2 separate regions of the Homo sapiens genome follow, and region 2 is linked to region 1. Evidence: chromatin loops called from intact Hi-C (ENCODE). Cell type or tissue: psoas muscle. All regions are shown on one strand. Links, peaks and the distances in the headings refer to the core of each region. The heading gives the core; the rest is flanking DNA. Region 1 has its middle 17 kb from the start of ARFGEF2. Region 2 overlaps PREX1 (phosphatidylinositol-3,4,5-trisphosphate dependent Rac exchange factor 1).

Region 1 (2,907 bases), core at 213-2,712:
ACCAGAGAGAATCTGTAATTCCTACGGCCTTGGTACCTTCAGGAATAGAGAGATTCTATTGCCAAATAATGACTTCCAGGTGGTGCATTAATGACAACAGTGGGTAGTTTTGGTCCCCTCTGCCGCTGGGCCCAGGGGACTCTGGGAACCATCACCCTTGGTGGGATCTGGCTTGGGAGTTGGCCCTAAATCGCCTGCCATGGGAGCGGGTTTAGAGGGGAAGCAGTGGCCCCCCAGGAGGTCAGGGGTCCTAGAGTCATCTAGAAGAACAACAGAAAGAAATACCTAGGGCAGGTCAGGCGCGGTGGCTCACGCCGGTAATGCTAGCACTTTGGGAGGCCAAGGTGGGCAGACCAGCTGAGGTCAGGTGTTTGACACCAGCCTGGCCGACATGGCGAAACCCCGTCTCTACTAAAAATACCAAAAAAAATTAGTTGGGCATGGTGGTGGGCGCCTGTAATCCCAGCTACTGGGGAGGCTAAGGCAGGAGAATTGCTTGAACCCGAGAGGTGGAGGCTGCAGTGAGTCATGATCGTGCCTCTGCACTCCAGCCTGGGCGACAGAGCAAGAATCTATCTCAAAAAAAAAAAAAAAAAGGGCCAGGCACAGTGGTTCATGCCTGTAATCCCAGCACATGGGGAGGCCAAAGTGGGAGGATCACGAGGTCAGGAGCTCAAGACCATCCTGGCTAACACGGTGAAACCTCATCTCCACTAAAAATACAAAAAATTAGCTGGGTGTGGTGGCACGTTCCTTTAGTCCCAGCTATTCGGGAGGCTGAGGCAGGAGAATCACCTGAACCCGGGAGGCGGAGGTTGCAGTGAGCCGAGAAGGCGCCACTGCCACTGCACTCCAGCCTGGGCGACAGAGCAAGAAAGAAAGAGAGAGAGAGAGAGAGAGAAAGAAAGAAGAGAAAGAAAGAAAAGAAAGAAAGAAAGAGAGAGAGAAAGACCTAGGGCAGCAGACACCAGGCTTTGGTCTGTGAGGCTCTGATACCCCGCCCCCCACAAGCTGCTGAATGTCCTTGGAGAATGAGAGGCGAGGGGATGGGAGGCAATGGGGCTGAAATCACTTCTAGGAAGGAACTACCCTCTGTGCTTTCCCATCAGGCAACTGAAGGAGCAAGTTCCCGGGGCTGGAAGCACAGCAATGAGAGGGAAGCACAGAGGTCACGGGTGACAGTGGGGAAAACGAGGCAGCAGTGGAAATGTATCAGAAGCAAAATGTGCTGGGTTTTGCCTAAGGCTAGCAATGCAAAACAAATCAGGAAAGTCCCCTGGACTTCGTGAGGTGGGCTCAGGCACACATGGAAAATTGTGGTGAGGGAGGAGATTTTTTCCTAATTAGCACTGAGGGATCCAATAAGCCAAACCTTTTTCACACATGACATAGCTATCAGATTTTATCCCGGTGCCAGGGAAGCTCACGAGAATGATTCTGAGACAAGATGATGAAGCCAAAATCTTTCCCCCGGCTTTTTTTTTTTTTTTTTTTTTTTCTAAAGTGTAAAACAGGACCAGGTGGTGAGTCTAGTTGAACTGCTCGAGCATTGGTGCTCTCTGGTGGCCAATATAGAAATTGCATTGGCAGCGGTGCAAAAGTTTTCCTTTTTATGAAAAAAGTCAGATAATCTAAGAGGTGTTGCAGAAGCTAGCATTGCTTAAGAGGGATGTTTATTGGAAGGTGTAATCTTGGAGTTAGAATCTTTAACATGCTTCTTCTGAAACCAGCTTTTCCTCGTTCTCTGTCTTGGTAAATGGCCTGACCACCCATTGTTCCCCAAGTAAGAAACGTGGGGGTCACACTAGACACCTACTCTCCCTCATCTTCACACTCAGGCAGTCCCTGAGGCTTGTGCCCTTAACTGTCTAAATTTGCCTTTTTCTTCTTCTTTTTTTTTTTTTTTTCCTGAGACGGAATCTCATTCTGTCACCTGGGTTGGAGTACAATGGTGTGATCTCGGCTCACTGCAACCTCCACCTCCCGGGTCAAGCGATTCTCCTGCCTCAGCCTCTGGAGTAGCTGGGATTACAGGCATATGCCACCACGCCCAGCTAATTTTTGTATTTTTAGTAGAGACAGAGTTTCACCATGTTGGCCAGGCTGGTCTCCAACTCCTGGCCTCAGGCGATCTGCCCACCTCAGCCTCCCAAAGTGCTGGGATTATAAGCGTGAGCCACCATGCCTGGCCTTTTTTCTTTATTTCTTTTTTCTTTTCTTTTCTTTTTTTTTTTTTAAAGTTTGGGTCTGCTCTGTCACCCAAGCTGGAGTGCAGTGGGTGACAGAGCTCTCTGAGACCTCAAATTCCTGGGCTCAAGCAACAGTCCCACCTCCGTCTCCAAAACCACTGGGATTACAGGTGCAAACCACTGGGATTACAGGTGCGAGTCACTGGGATTACAGGTGCGAGCCACTGGGATTACAGGTGCGAGTCACTGGGATTACAGGTGCGAGTCACTGGGCCCTGCCTACCTAGCATCGCTTCTGTCATATTCTGTTAGCAACACTCTCCAAAGCCCAACCAGTTTCAAGGGGAGGGGATGTAGACCTCACCTTTCAATGAGAAGAGTGTCAACGAATTTGTGGACTTTATTTCAAAACAGCCACAACAACTAATTCCTGATAAAAACTGAAAATATGACATAATAAGGCTTTAACCACCCCCACGTTTGTTTATGTGTTTATGATCTGTTTCCCACGCTACAAATTAAGCTTGATGAGGGTAAAGACTTGGGCATTTTGCCCACTGCAGTGTCCCTGAGGCCAAGGACAGGGCTGAAGAATTACACGGTGATTAGATCAGAGGAAATATCACCGTCTCCCCTCCTCCTGTCTATTTTAGGCCAAAGCATCCTTCAACATCCAGCTCACAGCTCTTCTCCGTGGTCTTCTAAACTCCAGTTTTTC
Region 2 (2,907 bases), core at 171-2,670, 82 kb before region 1:
CCAGAAAAGGATGTGGGCCACCAAGCTCTCTTCCCAGGTATCTGGGGATGGAACTCTAACAAACTGAGTGGCTACTGCCCTTAACTGGTGCTCACCTCCCCTCTGGGGACGCAATTTATGTCACCTGCAAAACAAGGAGATTCAGACCGAATGACCCACCTGGCTTCTGTTCAAGATCTCCGAAACGCAGGGCAGGAATCAGCTCCGACCTGGCCCCATGTCTGGGGAATGATGCTGTGGGACACAGCACACAGGTTTGAGGGGCAGCCCACCCTATCACCCACCTCCCTCCAGTATTCTAGCCAGCATGCCTGTGTCTGTTGGAAAAAAAGAAAAGCCCCAAAAATCTGGAGAGGTCAGGTTCTCCTGCAGCCAGGCATGACCTGCTTCAAACACTTAAACTCTTGCAAAACCTTTAAGGGAGAGCGGCTGTGAAGCAAATAGGATGTGGGTTTCTTTATTAAAGGGAGTGGCCCCAAGCCCAACAGGTCTTCAGCTCTCTGGCCTGATAAAGGAGTATCTTTCTCTCCAAGAAAGGGGTGCCCTGAAGTCTCAAAAGCCAGAGACACCAACCCCATTCGCGTCTTCTTAAAGTGACAGTTAAATTGCTACCAGGGCAAACACCAGAATAAAAGTAGGTAGGCTTCCAGAAGGTTTGTCTGAAGAATGAGTTGTAGAATCCCCACAGGGTTGTCCTTCTTATAAGGACAACGACCTGTTGATGACTTCATTCTCGTGGCCCAGAACACTGCCCAGGATATACAGCAGATGCTCCATAAATACCTGCACACAGAGAAAAGCAGTCTCATATCTTCATGGTTTTATCTGTACAGAGCTCTCTGTCTGCCATACATTAAAAAAAATGTAACCCATCTAAATCCTGCTGACACTCAGTTTTTACCATCAAAAGATTTTCACTGACTTCCTGATGATGATGAGCCCAACACAAGGTGGCCTGTTCCAGGCTCTCCGGCATCTGAAAACTGAAATAAGGTGGACTTTTTGACTTAATTCTTGCCCACCTGGGCAGCCCAGAGGTCTCACAGGGGCAGTAATTTTGCTCATGAACACAGCCTCATTTTGGTGCAATTCAGGATAGTGGTGAAGAATGTGGGCCATGCAGCCGCATTACCTGGGTCCAAGTGCCAGTTCTGTCAGGCTGTGTGACCTTGGGAAACTGACTTGGCCTCTCTGTGTCTTTGTTTCATTTGTAAAACAGGAAGCATAAGAATACCTGCAACTTTTGAGTTAATGCTTAAGGAACTTATAAACAGGGCTTGCAAGTATATAAATATTAGCAAATTGTTACCATTATTACTGTTGCATTAATCTAATAACCATGTTGAAAATACAATTCTTCCTGTCGGCTTCTTAAAAAATATATTCGCATACATATGCATAATTTTATATGAAAAGGGTATTATAAACAGGATTTTACTTCCTTATCTTCCTGGTTGCCTTTCTGTAAAAGATACACATCCTTCCATCCTTTTCTCCAACCTAATGTCACCTTATACATATAACACACGTGTATATTATGGTTATTGTTTATTTTCCAAAAGAACTGTGTTACATATACCTCTCAGCATCCTACTTTTCATATGAGGACCACGTGAAAATCCCCCCAAGTTACTGGGGAGGTCCCTCTGCCTCAATGACTGTGAAATCAAAGACCTGCCCCCACCCCAACCACCCGTGGCATTTCTCCCTAGTGTGAGACTAGGAGTACAGAATCTTTTAAAACAGAAAAAAAAATAGTGACAACAAAAAACCACAGTTTCTTGTTTGGCAAGCGGAGCTCCAATGAGAAGAAAAACTTTTGTCTCCTCCCTCCAAAAAGCAGAACCACAGAAAGCATTCTGGGAGCTTTCTGCCCACAATCCCTGTTCCTCAGAGACTCCCATCCTGGTCGGTTCCGGGCAGACCCTCTGTGTCTCTATAGCTCTCTGTCCTCAGCCACGGGGAGACCTTCGAGGAGCTGCTGACCAACTCCCACCCACCGGCCTCTCTGCCCACCCACCCAGGCCCTCTCTTCTCTTTCGACCACTGCCCAGCTGACACACCCCATCATGGGAGTTACTGGCACCTGCCCCTGAGGTGCCTCCCCTTGGCAGGTGGGCCCAAGGTCTACTCAGCCTCCTCTAGGGGAGTGGGGGGCAAGCTTCACCACATCCCTGTGACGCAGGTGCTACACTGTGCCCGTTGGACAGATGTGGAAACTGAGGCACAGAGCAAGTCAGTGATCAGCCCAAGGTCACCTACAGTCCAAGTGGAAGAAGCCTGGATTTGAACACCAGCAGCATGACTCCAGAGCCTCACTCAACCCTCGTGCCATGAACAGACCCGGAGCCCAGAGCAAGAACTCGGCAGCCTGCCATTTCTATCCGTCCACAGTTCTTCCCATTCTGTGGAGAAAAGAATGGGAGTCACAGAGGGCAAGTAACAGGAGGAAGCGCAGGCGGAGGTGAAACATCACACAGACCTGGGTTCAAATCCCAGTTCTGCCACCTTAATAAATCATGTGCCAAGCCCTTCTTGGATCAGCCAAAGGCGGTCTATCAAGTGGCTGGGGACATGAGTTGTGGGGTCAGGCAGCCTAGGATCAAATCCTGGCAATGCTGTCCACCTGACCCAGAGCAGCTCACTTAGATTCACTTTGCCTCAGTTTCCTCACCTCTCAATGGGGATAAAAACAGCATCCCCTTCATAAAGAAAATTAAATGAGTTGACACATGCAAAGTGCTTAGAATGGCAAGTGATGAATCAAAGTCAGTTCCTGCACAGCAATGACTGTCATTGTTTTCATCATGACTAACGCTGCCCAGAGCACACGGGGAGTACCCCACATAGCCAGGGCCTCGAAATGATTCGAGCCAAGGTTCTGAGTCAAAACCCCAGGCACTGTTT

Evidence for each region. A loop is a pair of places that touch in the nucleus more often than their neighbours do. Peaks named below come from ENCODE experiments on the same cell type or tissue, not always from the same donor. Only the 100,000 strongest peaks of a DNase experiment are listed, where the experiment ranks them.
Region 2: it touches region 1 in a loop (2.5-fold over the local background); 37 of 110 quality-filtered maps call a loop at or near these places.

What each region holds. Positions count from the first base shown.
Region 1 is chr20:48,903,659-48,906,565 of GRCh38, forward strand. No RefSeq gene overlaps it. Among named protein-coding and RNA genes, the nearest start is that of ARFGEF2, 17 kb to the right of the region's middle. In psoas muscle, for the core only: a CTCF peak has its summit at 1,571 (motif pointing left); a DNase peak (open chromatin) is centred at 1,569.
Region 2 is chr20:48,821,247-48,824,153 of GRCh38, forward strand. The region is part of intron 1 of PREX1 (phosphatidylinositol-3,4,5-trisphosphate dependent Rac exchange factor 1); the gene reads right to left. Among named protein-coding and RNA genes, the nearest start is that of PREX1, 5.3 kb to the right of the region's middle. RefSeq lists an enhancer at 2,571-2,620. In psoas muscle, for the core only: no CTCF peak of the experiment used is centred there; no DNase peak of the experiment used is centred there; H3K27ac peaks cover 272 bases.